Linked DNA regions of Homo sapiens: all the other regions are linked to region 2. The links are chromatin contacts, found by Hi-C or POLR2A ChIA-PET in ENCODE. All regions are on one chromosome and are shown on one strand. The core of a region is the stretch at or near the end of the contact, and the rest is flanking DNA. Distances in the headings are between cores, read along the strand shown. Region 1 holds the start of INHBB (inhibin subunit beta B). Region 2 has its middle 67 kb from the start of GLI2. Region 3 overlaps EPB41L5 (erythrocyte membrane protein band 4.1 like 5).

Region 1 (4,351 bases), core at 724-3,223, 320 kb after region 2:
ATCTGACTTTGAAATGGGGGAAACTGCAGCCTTAAAAGCTGGTCTTGGACGAGCTGCCTGTGACCTGAATCTGTTATTTATAAGTCAAAGAGCTGGCTCCGTGAAACGGACCAGAAATATAACAGCCCCCGCTGTCATTTTGTGCCACCGGGACCAAAAGGCCTCCTCGACCTTCCAGAATCACATTTCTAACTCTGGGCCCCAAAGCACCTTTTAATCCGAGCCCTCTAATTGCATGGCGAGCTTTCCCTGACTCACTTTAGTGGACAGCTAAAACGGCAATGCATTTCTTTCTAAGCACAAACCAGCCCCGATTGTCTCTGCTTTTCTCCACACCCGGCCATGCAAAACTTTTCATCCCTTTTCATCCCCGGGCTGCCTGCTGCCTGGTGGGGTGGGGGGCATTTGCAGCCAGGGGCACAACCGCTCCCCCCACCGAGGCTCCCCGCTTGCCCCCGCCCTAACTGCACCGGGGCTTCCCCCTCTGCGACCTTCTCCGCAGTCCCCTCGGCACAAATGGGGCCGAGCTCCAGGCACAAAAGCCAGCCTGGCTCATTCAAGTCCTGAAAAGGACAGCGGAGTCGAAAGCACTTGCAGCATTTTGGCGCGGGCACATTTTTCTCCTTCTTTTAAAGTTCCGAAAGATTTTTCTCTCCCTGATTTTTATATTTAGACAGTGTTAGAGATTTGCAATCTGGGGCCGGGGGGGGGGGCGGATTCCAGAAAGGAGCCATACCCTTTGTTAACTACGACTCTGCCTCTCGGGCGAGGGGTCTGCTGCAGCTGCCAGGCAAGCCGAGAGGCACGGGGCTGTCCCCGAACCGCGGCTTTCTCTGTGTAAATGATGGACCTGTTGAGAAGCCTGCCTTCCGCCCGATTCCGGTGCCCACACAATCGGAAGAGAGGTTGCCTAGCTCTCCCCAGCGAGGCTTCAGCAATCCTGGCAAGCCCACGCCGCCGGTGATGGAAGCGGCCCCAGGGGCCTCTCACGCAGGCACACACACACACAGACACACACACAGATACACACACACTCTCTCTCTCCTCCGGCCCACGTATATCAACAAGCACACACATCTCCATCCACACTGCTAAGCCTACACTCCGATCGTGGGAAACAAAAACATTAAGCAATCACCAAGCAAGTGCCCGCAGAGCCAGGGCCGCGCGCATCTGCCGGGAGGGGGACGCGCGCCCAGAGGCGCTGGGGCCCGATTCCGGAGAGCAGGGGTGGAGGGCCAGGCGATCGGCGGCGGGGGGTTGAGGCAGCAGGCAAGGGTCTGCGGCCTGGGGGAAGAGGACTGCAACCCGGGCGGAGCGCGCAGGGCCACGGCCGAAGGAGCTCTGCCGGGAGTCCAGGCTGCCCCAGGGCGCGCGGGCTGCGGTGGCGGCGGTGGCAGCCGGAGCTAGCAAGGAGAGGGAGAGCGGGAGCGAGCGGGGACCGCGGCAGACAGCCGGAGGGCCGGACCCACCTGTCTCGGCGAAGCTGATGATTTCGGAAACGCGCTCCTGGCCGTCGGCGCCCGGGCTGGCGTGGCCGTCGAGGTGCGGGATCTCCACGCGGCCGTCCTCGCGCACCTTGCCCGCGTGCAGCTTGCGCAGGGCCGTGACCATGGCGGCCTTAGGCACGGCGTGCGTGATGTTGGGCCGGCCCCGCATCTGCAGGCGGCTCAAGATGTGCCGCTTCACCGCCTCCAGGAAGTCGCCGTCCACTCGGCCGAGCTCCTCTGGCCGCCGGAAGCCGCCGCACGACGTACAGGTGTCCTGCGAGCCACCCGGGGATCCGGGTGGCGGGGGTGGCGGCGGCGCGGCAGGCGTCGGCGGGGGCGTGGGTGAGCCCCAGGCCTCAGGCCCCAGCCAGCCGGCCGCCAGCAGCAGAAGGCAGGCGGCCCCCAGCGCCCGACCGGGCAGCCCGTCCATGGTGCGCCGCTGGCGACGAGGGCGCCCGCCGCGAGGCGAGCCGAGTCGAGCCGAGCGCAGGGCCGGGCTCCGGGCTCCGGGCGCGCCGCCCCGCCCCGCCCCCGCCCGCGCCCGCGCCCGCCCGGGCCTCCGCCCGCCCGCCCGCCGGGAGGGCTGCCGCCGGCTCGCAGGGGGAGGGGGCCGGCCGGGCCTCGGGGGTTCCCGCGCGGCAGGGAAGGGGCGCCGAGGGCCCCGGGGGCCCGAGGGGCGCGCCGGGCGGGGCGGAGGTCGCGGGTCACTGCCGCACGGGCGTCTCGGGGCGCCTCGGCATCTGCAGCCTTCTCCCCATCCTTTCCGCGTCGGGGGCCCCGCAGCCCCGGTTCGGGTGAAGCGAAAGCAGCGTCAGTGGGAGCGGCGGTTCGGCCGGCGGCTGGGGAAGGTGGCGAAAGAGCGGGTCCACGCAACTTGGCTGAGACGGAAGCGAAGGCGCTGGAGCCCCCCGGAGCGGAGCCGGGCGCGGCTTGGCGCGGCGCTGCGGCGGGCGCTGCGGCGGGGCCCCGCGCTCGCACCTGAGCGCCTCGCCCTCACTGCCTCGCGCCAGGAAGGGCCGCCGGCGGCGGAGACGGGCAGGTCGTCCTCGCCGCGGGCCGGCGGGCAGTGGCGCGGAGCAAGCTTGGTGCCCGGGAGAGCCGGCCGCGCGGGCCCGCTCACAGGCGGCGCCGAGCCCTCGGCCGCGGGCCCTGCAGTCCTCCCGGCGCGTCACACGGCAAAGTTGTCTCCAGGATCCCTGGGCGCCGCATCCACGGGCGGGCGGCCGCAGCGCGCTTCGCCGGGGCCTCTGCTCCGCCCGCCTCCTCGCAGCCTCCCTCCTTCCCTCCGCCTGCCTGCGCGGCCCGGCCGGGCGCGGGGCGCCGGGCGAGGAAGGCGAGGGGGAGGCAGGGCCCTTCTCGCTCCTGTCTCTTCTGCCTGCCGCGGCGGCGGCGAGGTCGGCTCGAGCGCCGAAAAGTCTCGCAGCGTCCCCGGGTGCAGTGCCCTCGCTCGCGCTCGTACTGGCACCCGCCGCAGGGCCGGGAGAGAGCGGGCGGGCGGCGGCGGCGTCCCCGCGCCGGGCCGCGGCACGGAGTGCGGAGCTCGCCGAGGAGGAGTTCTTCTCTTTGGTCTCTCTTCTTTTACTCTCCCCGTTTTTTCTCCCAAGGGGGAAAAAAGCCGCACAATCTCCGTATGTGCGCGCGCGTTGAGATAGACGTTGGCAGAAAAAAGGGGGGGAGGGAGGGTGTCGTCCTGCCCGTGCGAGAGGAGACGGTCCGTACCTCCCCGCTCGAGCTTCCCGGGGTGGGGGGAGGAGGAGAAAGCGGAATCTGTTCAGGTTGGGGCTGCCCGCTCCCCGCGCTCACCCCTGCTTCCCACCGCTTTTTTCCTTTCTGCCTTCCCGAGAAGGAGGGGCGAGCCGGCCCTCTCCCCTCCCCTCCTCTCCCCTCCCACCCCCCGCAATGCCGGGCTACTTTTGCTACCTCGAAACTTTCCCACCACGTGGGCGCCCCGGACCCTTGCCCAGCTGGGCGGCCGGCGGCACCGACGGGTTCCAGGCGCTGGACCCAGGCGCTCCTCCCGGCCCACTCCCGCCTCCCCGCCGCCGCGCAGGCCCTGCCTCTGTCCCAGCTGCCGCCCTCCCCAACCAGCAGAGGCGACTCCCGCCGCCGTGGCCGCCCCCGGCCCTCCCGGGGCGCTCCCTCGCGGCCGAGCCTGGCGAGGCGAGCGGGGTGCGGCGCGGCCTGGGATGCCAGAGGCAGGCTCCGCCGGCGGCTGCCGCTCTGGGGCTGCAGTGCCCTCACCCAGCTCCCCGGGCCGCCGTCGCACTGGCCGAGGCGTGGACCCTGCGAGCTGGAGGGCGGGAAGGCAGTAGCCACTGGAGGCCTGGCCAGCGGCTGCGTCTGCTGGGCCAGGAGGAACGCCCCGATTGTGCGGGATCCCAGGCGCGCGGCCCGGAGGCCACTGAGCCTCAGGGCTTGAGGGGCTGGCAGGGTCTACAGTACCCCACCCCCACCCCCACCCCCAGGGAATTCCCACTTTCGCCAGCAGACAAACTTTGGCTTCACTCAGACCCGGGTTCCACTCGGGCTCAGCCACTGCCAGCTTTGCAGGAGTGACCTTGGATAGAGTCCTCACCTTTCCTATCGCCTACCTCTTCTTCTGTGAAGGGACAGTAACACCTGTATCACAGGGGCTGGGTGGGAGGCCCAGCGAGGCAACTGGGCCAGGCTCTTCACACAACCCGATAAAGGATGGTTCTAGGGTCACCGTTCTCAGGCCACCGGACAAGGAACACTGTCAGTGGAAACTTGACTTTCAGACCCGTCCGGGGCCCCAAGTGCAATGCGCTCCTCTGTCCTTCTTCACGCCCCCACCCGGGTCTGGGGCCGCATGACAATGCCCACAGGACACGGAGCCGTAC
Region 2 (4,691 bases), core at 78-2,577:
CAGCCAAGAAGCTCAAAAGGCGAATTGTTCCCAGAGATGAAGAAGGAAACAACAGACACCTTCTTCCCAGGCTCTGCCTGCGGCTCTCGAGGCCCTGCCCTCCTCCCCCTGCCCCCAGAGAGCACCTGTAGGCTCAGGGCCAGCCCAGGGACAGGCATGGCAGCCCCTCGCTGGCTGCTGGGGTGGCGCCCAATTCCAGAGCCCTGTCTGGGGAAGGAGAGGGCCGAGAGCCACTGTTTGGCTCCTGTCCCAGACCTGACTGGGAGACCTTCTGAAAAACTCAGCCTCCTGATCAACAGAGGGCAGAAGACCTGAGCCACTGGCCTCCCCATGGAAGAGGCACTCAGAGCGGTATGAGGAGTAGTGCTCACCCTGGACAAACTCCCGGAGTCAGTGTGACCGTCGGAGCTGGAGGCTGGGGTGATGGGGGCCAGGGAAACCAAGCAATGGCCCCGAGGTAGTGAGGAGTCTCTGGAGGCCAGATACCCTCAAGATGGAAAAGGAACATCCTTGGAGGATTGGGGTGGCTTCTTCCTGGAGGGAGGAGGGACACATGCCGGGATGACAGCCAGCTCTGCCGCTGACCAGCTGTGTGACCTTGTGAAAGTCACTTGATCTCTCGGCGCATCAATTTCCTCATTGTTGCCTGGGCCTCTTGTGAGATCTTCCTCATGGCTTGCAGTGAGGATTGAATGAGTCGATCTGTGCCCCGTGGCCCGGGACATGGTGAGCATGTGGTAATGGCAGCCGTTTTATCCTGTAGTGTAATAACGGTGTGCAGCTAGACGTCACTCTGGGCACCTTTTCTCACAGAACTGTCACTGCCGTGCTGCAGGATGCGGATGGTTGTCTTCACTCTCCAGATGAGGAAACTGAGGCTCAAGGAAGGGCGGAGCTGCCTGAGGCTTGACAACTCTGCAGTCTGCAGCTGTGAGAGGGGGCTCTTTCTAGCCACACAGCTTTCCCTGGTTCTCGTGCGCTCTGTGAGCAGGAGGACGGGAAGGGCCGCAGCCGCTGAGGGAGCAGGAGGGGTTCGATGCAAGCCCAGCTCCCAGCACGGGAAAGCCAGGTCAAGAAACACACGGCCTCTGCTGTGGGGCTGATCACAGCTTTGTCAAAGAGGAGATGTGGGAGGGGGGAGGTGAAGGGAGCAGGAAGAAATGAATGTCAGAAACATAAATAGCCCTGGAACTGATGGACAGTCTGAGATCTCTGCGCAGACCTGGGCGCCTGCAGGCTGCCACTCAAACCTGAGCAGAAGGGTGAACCCGCCCTCACCCCACTCCCGGTTCCCTACACGCCCCAGGAAAGGGCTGTTGTGAGCGGAAGGCATTCGTCGAAAACTGGGAAGGTTGCCCAAGAAAGGCAGAGCGGGAAGCCCTCCGTGGGCAGCAGAACCGGGTGAGTCAGCCCGTCGGAGGGTCCCCCATGTGGCAGGAAGGGGAGGCACAGGGACTGGGCTCGGCCACCTGGAAACACAGGCGGCAACAGCTGCTCATGCATGAAAGGTGACAGCTAAGTGTCATCAGCCTGGGAGTGCCAGGATAACGTCACCAGGGCGAGGTGGGCCGCGGGGGTGCAACAGAGGCCCCCTAACTTCCCAGGGGAAAAAGCTCACCACTGTCAGGGACATGAAAGGACTGTCAAAGAGCCATGAAACCAGCTACGGGGATTGGGAAACTTCAGACTCACTTCTGTTTGTTTTGTGACAACATGGAAGCCACAGATGTTCTCTCAAGGTAAAAAGAACCACCAGGGACCTCTCTTGGTGTGACCTTCATCACCTCCTCTGTGTCACCTGTCCCCGCCTCCTGCTTCTCCCCCAGCACATTCCAATAGGGCCACACCCATGCCTGGAGTTTGTGGCAGGAATCACAGGAGGGGAGGGGCCGATGGTGGATCTCAGGGTGGGGGCAGCAGGTGCCATGTGTCAGGAATCAAGGCTCAGATGAAAAGTTATATCACGGCAAAGGCATGTGGCTGCTGAGGACCAGAGCCTAAGGACTGGTCAGTTACCAGCTGTCAAAGGCAGGCCAGAGGCCAAGGAAGAGTGACCAAGAGTACCTTGAGCTAGGAGCTGCGAGCAAGAGGAGGGAAGGGAGGGTGCACATTTGGAGGACTACCTCTGAACCAGGTGCCATGCCTGAGGTTCCTTTCCATGGTTCCATTAGTAGTTCCTCCTCCTGATCTTGGGAGATGAACATTATTATCTTGATCTTGCAGGTGAAGAAACTGAGTCTCAGAGAATCTCAGTAACTCACTAAAAGTCCCACAGCTTCTAAGTGACAGGGTCTGTGTGACAACACAGTGAGAAGTCGGGCTACAGCAGGGACTGGCCAAGGGTAGGTAGTCATGGGAGGATGGTCTGTGTCTTGAGAACAGACTCAAATGATGGGCTTCTCTCTGGAAAGGAGGGGCATGCCTGAGGTCAAGAATTAGGAAGTCATTTTATCAGAGAAATATGGAATCCATCATTTCTAGACCAGGGATTCCCAAAGAGGTACTGATGAGAACTAATTATGGCCAGTAAATAACAAAGCACTATTTTAGAGAGTGCATGACCCATTTTGGAGCTCACTACTCTAGAAAATGGTACACGCTGGAAATCAGAGAAAGGTTTCCAAATAAATCTGTGATAGGAGATACCAGAGAGACCATGAAATGTCCATGGCATGGAGAGATTCTGAATGGGAGGCACAAGGAGGCTGATCAAGGCTTGGCAGGCTGGGCTGCCCAATAGGAAGAGACAGGCTTTCAGGAAGAGGTGGGTTCCCTTTTGAAAAGGACAGCAAGTTTTTCTGCTTGACAGTATCCATCTCCCTCATCTGGTGTAAGCACTTCTTCTTCCTTAGGGACTATCCCTCCTCAACTCTCAGACTGCGTGGCTCTATAAGATTGACCCTGCCCCCTGGCTCCAAAGAAGCAACATGACTCAGGCATGGCCAGGGAGAGTGACCATGTTGAGTTTAAGGAAATCTAGTCAGAAAGAATTAGCCCCAGGGCTGTAGTGGGAACCTCTAGGAAAGGAACTTTCTGGGCCAGGTTTGCTCATCGATGGAGCTGTTGGGGAGCAGTCATCTTGGTGTATGTGCAGGCAGGTATGTAAGGGGACAGGGTGTAGGGGGGGACCTCATGAATCAAATAAAACTTCCCTAGCATCTGTTGTTCTTTCCTCTTCCAATGGCCCATTTGGTGATCCCACTCCTCCATACCAAGCAGACTGATGGGGCTCCACCACAGGTAAGGCCAACTAGCATATCTCATTCCCATGACTACAGTCATTGGTGCAGAGATGGGCATGTGATCTAAACTACACTAAACAGAGTTGATCTCAGGATGTTTAAAGGAACTATTAGAAAGAAGATTCTCAGCCCGGTGCGGTGGCTCATGCCTGTAATCCCAGCACTTTGGGAGGCCGAGGGGGGCGGATCACAAGGTCAGGAGATCGAGACCATCCTGACTAACAGAGTGAAACCCCATTTTTACTAAAAATGCAAAAAAAAAAAAAAATTAGCCGGGCATGGTGGCGGATGCCTGTAGTCCCAGCTACTCAGGAGGCTGAGGCAGGAGAATGGTGTGAACCCGAGAGGTGGAGCTTGCAGTGAGCCGAGATCGTGCCACTGCACTCCAGACTGGGCGACAGAGCGAGGCTCCATCTCAAAAAAAAAAAAAAAAGAAAAAAAGGAAAAAAAAAGAAAGAAGATTCTCTTGCTGGCCATATTTGAACCTGGGAGGATGGCGGAATCTCTGCTTCTGCAGCTGTTTTGTCACCATGAGGAGTCATCTATCTGAGAACAGAGCCAGCACAGAAGAAGTGGATCCAGGAGGTCGAGAAACAGAGAAATTAGGCCCTGGGTTTTGGTCCTGAATCAAATGGACTAACTGTAACTACAACTCTGGACTTTTCGGTCATTAAGACAATTAATTCACCTTTTCTTAGGTCTGTTTATGTGGGCTTTTCTGTTCCTTACAATTAAAACAATCTTGAATAGAGTCAACAAAAAGAGGACTCTTATTCCAAGAACTAGAAATGATTGAACAATCTAGAATTTAACAATGAAAAAGAGAAATCATAAAATAAATATGATTAAAACATTAAAAAGATAAACTAAGAAAAGAATCATAAAAGACAAACGTGAACAATAATCAGATTTCAAGAAACAAACAAAAAAAATAACATTAACAACTCAATAGATCAGTTAAAGAGATGGTTTAGTATAGCCGAAGACAGAAGTGGGGAGTTGGTTGGTAGATTTGAAAAAAACTGCAAAACACAAAGTTAAGGAAAATGTGGCAGTGATGTGAAGAGACTGGTGGACAGAGTGAGATGGTTCAGATGCATATTCTCTCCAGAATGAGGGAGTAGGGGAAAAAGGTCAAATAAGCACATCAAGTTCCAAGCAGGTGAAATATAAACAACACATAGACACGTCATTATAAAACTGCAAACACAGCAGACAGAGCGAATGAAGAGACAGACCGATGAAAAAGGAATGATAATTAAGCTGACAGCAGACCTCTCAGCAGCAACAACTGATGCCAGGAGACAATGGGATAAGATCATCACAGAACTAAAGATTTGACTGAAAAGCACTGATGTCCACTAAACAATCATTCAAGAATGAGGATGAAATAGACAGTTTTGAAACAAAGATTGAATGGATTTATACTCATAACCTCTCACTGGAGAA
Region 3 (4,830 bases), core at 1,347-3,846, 490 kb after region 2:
GTTGGAAGGGCCTTGGGGACATAGCAGATTCAGACTACTATTTGCTGCAAGTCTAGTTTAGGGAGCCAAGACAAGCAGTGCTGAGGGAAGATGTCCTGGATGCACAGACTTGAATTTCCATCCCTAGCCATGTGACCTAGGGCAAGTTCCTGTCCCTCTCTTGACCTTATCTACATACTGAGGGGCTGGGACTGGTAATCTTGAAAATCAATTCCTGCCCTAACATCATGATTTGCTAGCTTGAGAGCATGTGCTGACTGTTATCCTTGACTGGTGCACTTCAAGTGTGAAGGATACGCCAGCCTGGGCTGCAGAGGGTTCCCTGCTGTGGGGGAGGGGCTGCTCTGCCACCCCGCTGGTCTCTCCTCAGGACGAGCCTGGGAATCTAAGCACAGTGGGCTGAACATCTGCTGGGACAAGGATGGGGCCAGAGACAGATCACTCTGACTCACCACCCTGCCACCAAACTAATGGTGAGTTCTTTTTCTTGGGCCTGACAATAACCTTAGTGACCTGAGATCTGTACCCTCTTAGCCCCTCCAGGCCTGGTGCTGGCCACAAAAGCCCATTCTGGGTGACACAATGGGTTTATTTTTTGGTTATTTTGGTAGCCCAGTATCCATTCCCCTTCCTTCTGGGGAACCACAGCCTGGCCAGGGTGCCCTCTAAAGGCAGCACCTGTGGAGACACCATCCACACTCCCTCCACCTCCACTGCTGCCCATCCTCCATCTTCCTGTCAGTCCTTATCTCTCCAGTGAGTTGTTTTCGCTACTTATTGGTGGCTTTCATTACTTATTGCCAAAAACTTCCTCTTAGAAGAGCTCCTGGTACAGGTGATTGCATCTGGGTTCCAGCCCCTCTCCATACATCTCCAAAAAGCAGAGAAAAGCTCCTTAGTTTCCAGGGCCCAACTGGGCCTCTCTCCCAGGCAGAAAACAGAGGGGAGAGGGAAAGAGAAGACTTCCAACTTTTCTCAGCTTTGCCAACACCCATATGGTGCAGTATGACTCTGCCCAGCAGAAGTCCTGAAACCAACCCAGGTGGCACTGTTCCTCGCTGGATGGTGCAGTGCAAACCCAGAGAAGGCTGGGGACTGGTGGGCGCCAAGAGAAGGAGAAGTCAACACCTGCATACTCTACCACACGCTGTGACACACACTTCATGTGCCATTTCAGACAAAAAACCTGAGGTATTAAGCAGTAGAGCCCAGATCCGATGTCCAAAGCTGTGGTGATACTGCACCATGCTGTCCTTGGAATGACCACCGTGCCTTCCAGGATATGCTGGGGATGACCAATGAGGTTTTCAACCTTTGAAAATGCCCCTACTCCCAAATTTACACCACAAAAACATGGAAATCAACCTAAAAACAGTGCGGCTGCTTCTGCTCACTTCCTCAGGTTTGTACCAACAGTGGATCTGGTCTAACTCTGTTGAGGTCAGCATGTAGGAATCACAGTTCCAAGAAACAGAAACAGTGCACAAAAACATGAATGTCTCACGAAGGTTTATTTGAATAGAGTTACATCTAGAGTTCTCATTTCAGTGTACAAACAACTCAGTGCAGTGTTTCTAATACAAGTCATATAAAACTGGAACACACTAAATGAATAGTGCACTTGATAGAAAAATAAATTACACTTTAAATGCTACTGCAAAGTTTTACACATATAAAAGGTAAACACAAAATAGTTAGTGAGACCCTCATAACCACTTATCATATCCAGATAAGGAGATAAAAGGGGCAAAGGAATCTGTGCTATAAAAAAAAATCTCTCTGAAGAGGAGAAATCCTGACAAGTAACTGAATGATCATCTCAAGCAATGTGGTGACATAGGGACTTACAGATCGTATCTCTTAGAACTGGGAAGGAATCATAGCTCTACCAATGTGTTAACACAACCCAGTTCAGCTCAGGGCAAATTTCTATAATTCAAACAAATGTCCTCATACTAACGCCTAATATGTAGGAAAAGTTTCCAACTTTCTTCTGACCACTGAAGAGGTACAGTGTTTAAATTTTTGAGAGGATAAAAAGGACAAATAATCTAGAAATGTGTCTTCTTCAGTCTGCAGAAGACCCCAGGTCTCCAAGCAACCACATGGTCAAGGGCATGAATAATTAAAAGTTGGTGGGAACTCACAAAGACCCTCAGAGCTGAGACACCCACAACAGTGGGAGCTCACAAAGACCCTCAGAGCTGAGACACCCACAACAGTGGGAGCTCACAAAGACCCTCAGAGCTGAGACACCCACAACAGCACCTCGTTCAGCTGCCACATGTGTGAATAAGGATGCAATGTCCAGAAGTGTTGGCTGCCTCCAAGTGACAGGTAACACTGCAGAACCTATCTGAGGACCTGCCAGCCTCCCGTTTCACGCAGCCACTCTGCTGCTCTACAAAGTTTCACATCAGGGGTCAGCGGCTTTGTAAAGGGGACTCCGCAGGAACACAGCTGTGCTGGGGCTGCTGCTGCTGTACTGCGCCAGCAGAGCTGAGTGGGACAGTATTTACCATCTCTGGTCCTTTACAGAACAAGACTGCTGACTCCTCTCAATGACAAGACAAAAACTCTGCTTCTCGAGACTCTTACTTAGAAAAATAGCAGATTTTTCTCTCTGTGACTGATAAATAATTCTGCTAACAAGACTTCTGAAGGAAATCTTCATTTTGGGGCTTAGCTAAGAGAAGAAGAGGTGCAAGTTTTAGCCAGAAGTGAGAAGCATAAGATAACAAGTAGTCCAGATCCAAGAACCCAAGAACAACTCAGGGCTTTCATCCTTAAATCTCCATAGGATATCTGTGATTGTACAAAGGCAAAGGCTAGAGACAAATGTTAGGAGACTATAAGAAATATTTTTAAAAGTTTTTTCTTAAAACAATGTATAAATGTTAAGGAAGTAAGCACACAAGGAACAGAATCATTCCTCTGTTCAGCAGTGTCTCCTGAAGAGTAGGAATGAAATGACCATGACCTCCTGTGTGTCAAAAGATGATGCTACTGACATGTCACAAATTAGGTCTCACTGATTAATTTACAAGTTCTCAGGCAAAGTCTAGAGCAGGTAACTGAAACCTTCACGTCTTATTTTAAACCATCCTGTCAACTCCCACTTCCCCTATCAGGGCTATGAAATGGACTGAGTTGAGGTTCCTCTCCTGTCTGCCCGCAGGGAGGCAGCACTATCTGCTCCCCGCCACCCCACCGTGCTCCGTCCGAGGCGTGCACGGCAAACCCTCAGCAGTGCCCCCGGCTGCCCCTTCTCCAACCTCAGCCCAGTCTCACCAGCCTGCTTCTCACCCACTATCATCTCCAACCTTTCTCTTTGAACCCATCAAGGATGCCGGCACACATGCCTCTCTCTTCTCAAGAGACAGACATCTCCCCTTCCCTACCTGCCACATTCGTAGACCACCTCAGCCCTGCCTCTCCCCACCACACTGTTCTCAGGGGAGCAGAACAGGAAGAGCTGTTACAGCAGCTCTGCGCATGGCAGCAGCAGCAGCTATGACAGGAAACCAATCCCCAACACGCATTTAATCTGTCGGGGCCAATTCAGCATTCAAGTATGAACTTCCGTGTTTGCCACTTCATGTCAGGGCATGAGACAAAGTTTCCTCTGAGCTTGAAATTCAAGTGAATTTTAACAAAGTCCCTACCAATATTCTAACTGTCAAGAATACAGGTATCCAACGACATAAAGGTCACAGACTATGTCCAACTACCTAATTCCTAATTTTAGGAAGTTTAAAATAAGGATGTTGTCACCTCCTGAACTGGATGGGAGATTTAGGTCTTCCAAGGCATAATGCCTCAGCTGCTCTGTGGTGAGCAGCACAACGGTAACCCTGTAGGACATCTACGGTTGCCAAGACACTGAAAATTTGATGCTCATTCCATCATGTCCTGGGTCAAGCCCCTGGTTCTAGGTGTCACCTTCAGCTTTGAGAAAATATGTCCTATAATTAAGAACTGGCAAGAGCCCCACCAGTGAAACTCAGAAGCTGTTTTTAGCATAATGGCTAAGGGGAGGCAGCCAGCAAGAAGTGTTGACTTTCCTTCTGCAAAAATGTTTTGTGCAAACGTGGGTTCCAATCACTACAGCTCCCTGGGAAACAGTGCAAGATTAAAATTCCTGAGCTTTCCAGTCAGACACTAGTGTGCGTTTGCCTGGACACACGATTATGTTATAAGGAGCCCAGGAAAGTCCAATCCATGAAGTTTTAAGGATCTAAGACTGGATGTTCTTTTATGCTAAGCAGTACAAATTAGTGCTTAATTATATACATATTGCAGGACAGAAAACTAGAAAGCAAATTCCAGGAGGTATAGCTTAAGATCAGTTCTCCATAACGAGGGATTAACAACTTTACCAATATGGTTTCCACATCATCCTTCTTCCCCATGGCAACCGAGGTTTACCTTGTTCATTCGAAAATTATAAAGCTAAATAGCGTTATTTCTGGGTATTAGAATTACAGATGGACATTGCTATACTTTATTTTTCTGTGATGAGTATATATTATTTTAACATCCAGAATTTCTTTGTACAGGCCCAAAGGGATGGGGAAGTTTTAGAGATCTCTTTTAAACTAACACAGAATTCCTAGTGCAATGCAGGTTCTTTCGGTATATGCTGTGTATAGCTTCATACATGGTAGGTATTTAAGAAACAACATCCCTTCACCCCTGTTCCTATTGCCTATTTTGGTCTTGGTGTATTTGTTTTGTTTCATTTTTTTTTCCAGTTTGAAAGCTCTAAATTTATTCAGCTTATACTGAAAGGAAATGAAGTCTATGTCCAAATAGGAAACAATGTGGAGT

What was found. Hi-C counts contacts between places; a loop is a spot of excess contacts on that map. ChIA-PET counts read pairs that join two places held with the same protein, here RNA polymerase II (POLR2A). Pooled maps may share reads with other maps.
Region 1: a map of breast epithelium shows a loop between it and region 2 (6-fold over the local background). The contact joins the promoter of INHBB here to the enhancer-like site in region 2. A Hi-C loop is called at or near these places in 71 of 168 maps with a recorded cell type or tissue (CD14-positive monocyte, CD4-positive, alpha-beta memory T cell, Caco-2 and 46 more), 18 of 37 single-sample maps with no recorded cell type and 31 of 50 pooled maps. POLR2A ChIA-PET finds 5 or more read pairs at or near these places in 1 of 52 experiments (BJ).
Region 3: a map of psoas muscle shows a loop between it and region 2 (2.6-fold over the local background). The contact joins two enhancer-like sites. A Hi-C loop is called at or near these places in 5 of 168 maps with a recorded cell type or tissue (PC-9, heart left ventricle, mammary epithelial cell and 2 more), 10 of 37 single-sample maps with no recorded cell type and 21 of 50 pooled maps.

What each region holds. Positions count from the first base shown.
Region 1 is chr2:120,343,758-120,348,108 of GRCh38, reverse strand. It overlaps INHBB (inhibin subunit beta B), which reads right to left and starts at 1,973. Exons shown (of 2, transcript NM_002193.4): 1 at 1,473-1,973. The coding sequence starts at 1,920. LOC105373989 (putative cuticle collagen 91) reads right to left here. Exons shown (of 3, transcript XM_047446882.1): 2 at 4,082-4,187; 3 at 2,116-3,222. The coding sequence ends at 2,195. RefSeq lists a cis regulatory region at 4,331-4,351.
Region 2 is chr2:120,666,452-120,671,142 of GRCh38, reverse strand. No RefSeq gene overlaps it. Among named protein-coding and RNA genes, the nearest start is that of GLI2, 67 kb to the left of the region's middle. RefSeq lists a silencer at 1,236-1,530 and enhancers at 1,297-1,798, 949-2,148. Within about 2 kb of position 1,327, at least 8 of the 41 ENCODE cell types and tissues checked have a DNase peak (open chromatin) inside an H3K27ac peak, as active enhancers do; they include PC-3, PC-9, breast epithelium and 1 more, where a contact is called at or near this core.
Region 3 is chr2:120,175,782-120,180,611 of GRCh38, reverse strand. It overlaps EPB41L5 (erythrocyte membrane protein band 4.1 like 5), which reads right to left. Exons shown (of 25, transcript NM_020909.4): 25 at 1,493-4,830. Among named protein-coding and RNA genes, the nearest start is that of TMEM185B, 45 kb to the left of the region's middle. RefSeq lists an enhancer at 3,379-3,478. Within about 2 kb of position 2,596, at least 2 of the 41 ENCODE cell types and tissues checked have a DNase peak (open chromatin) inside an H3K27ac peak, as active enhancers do.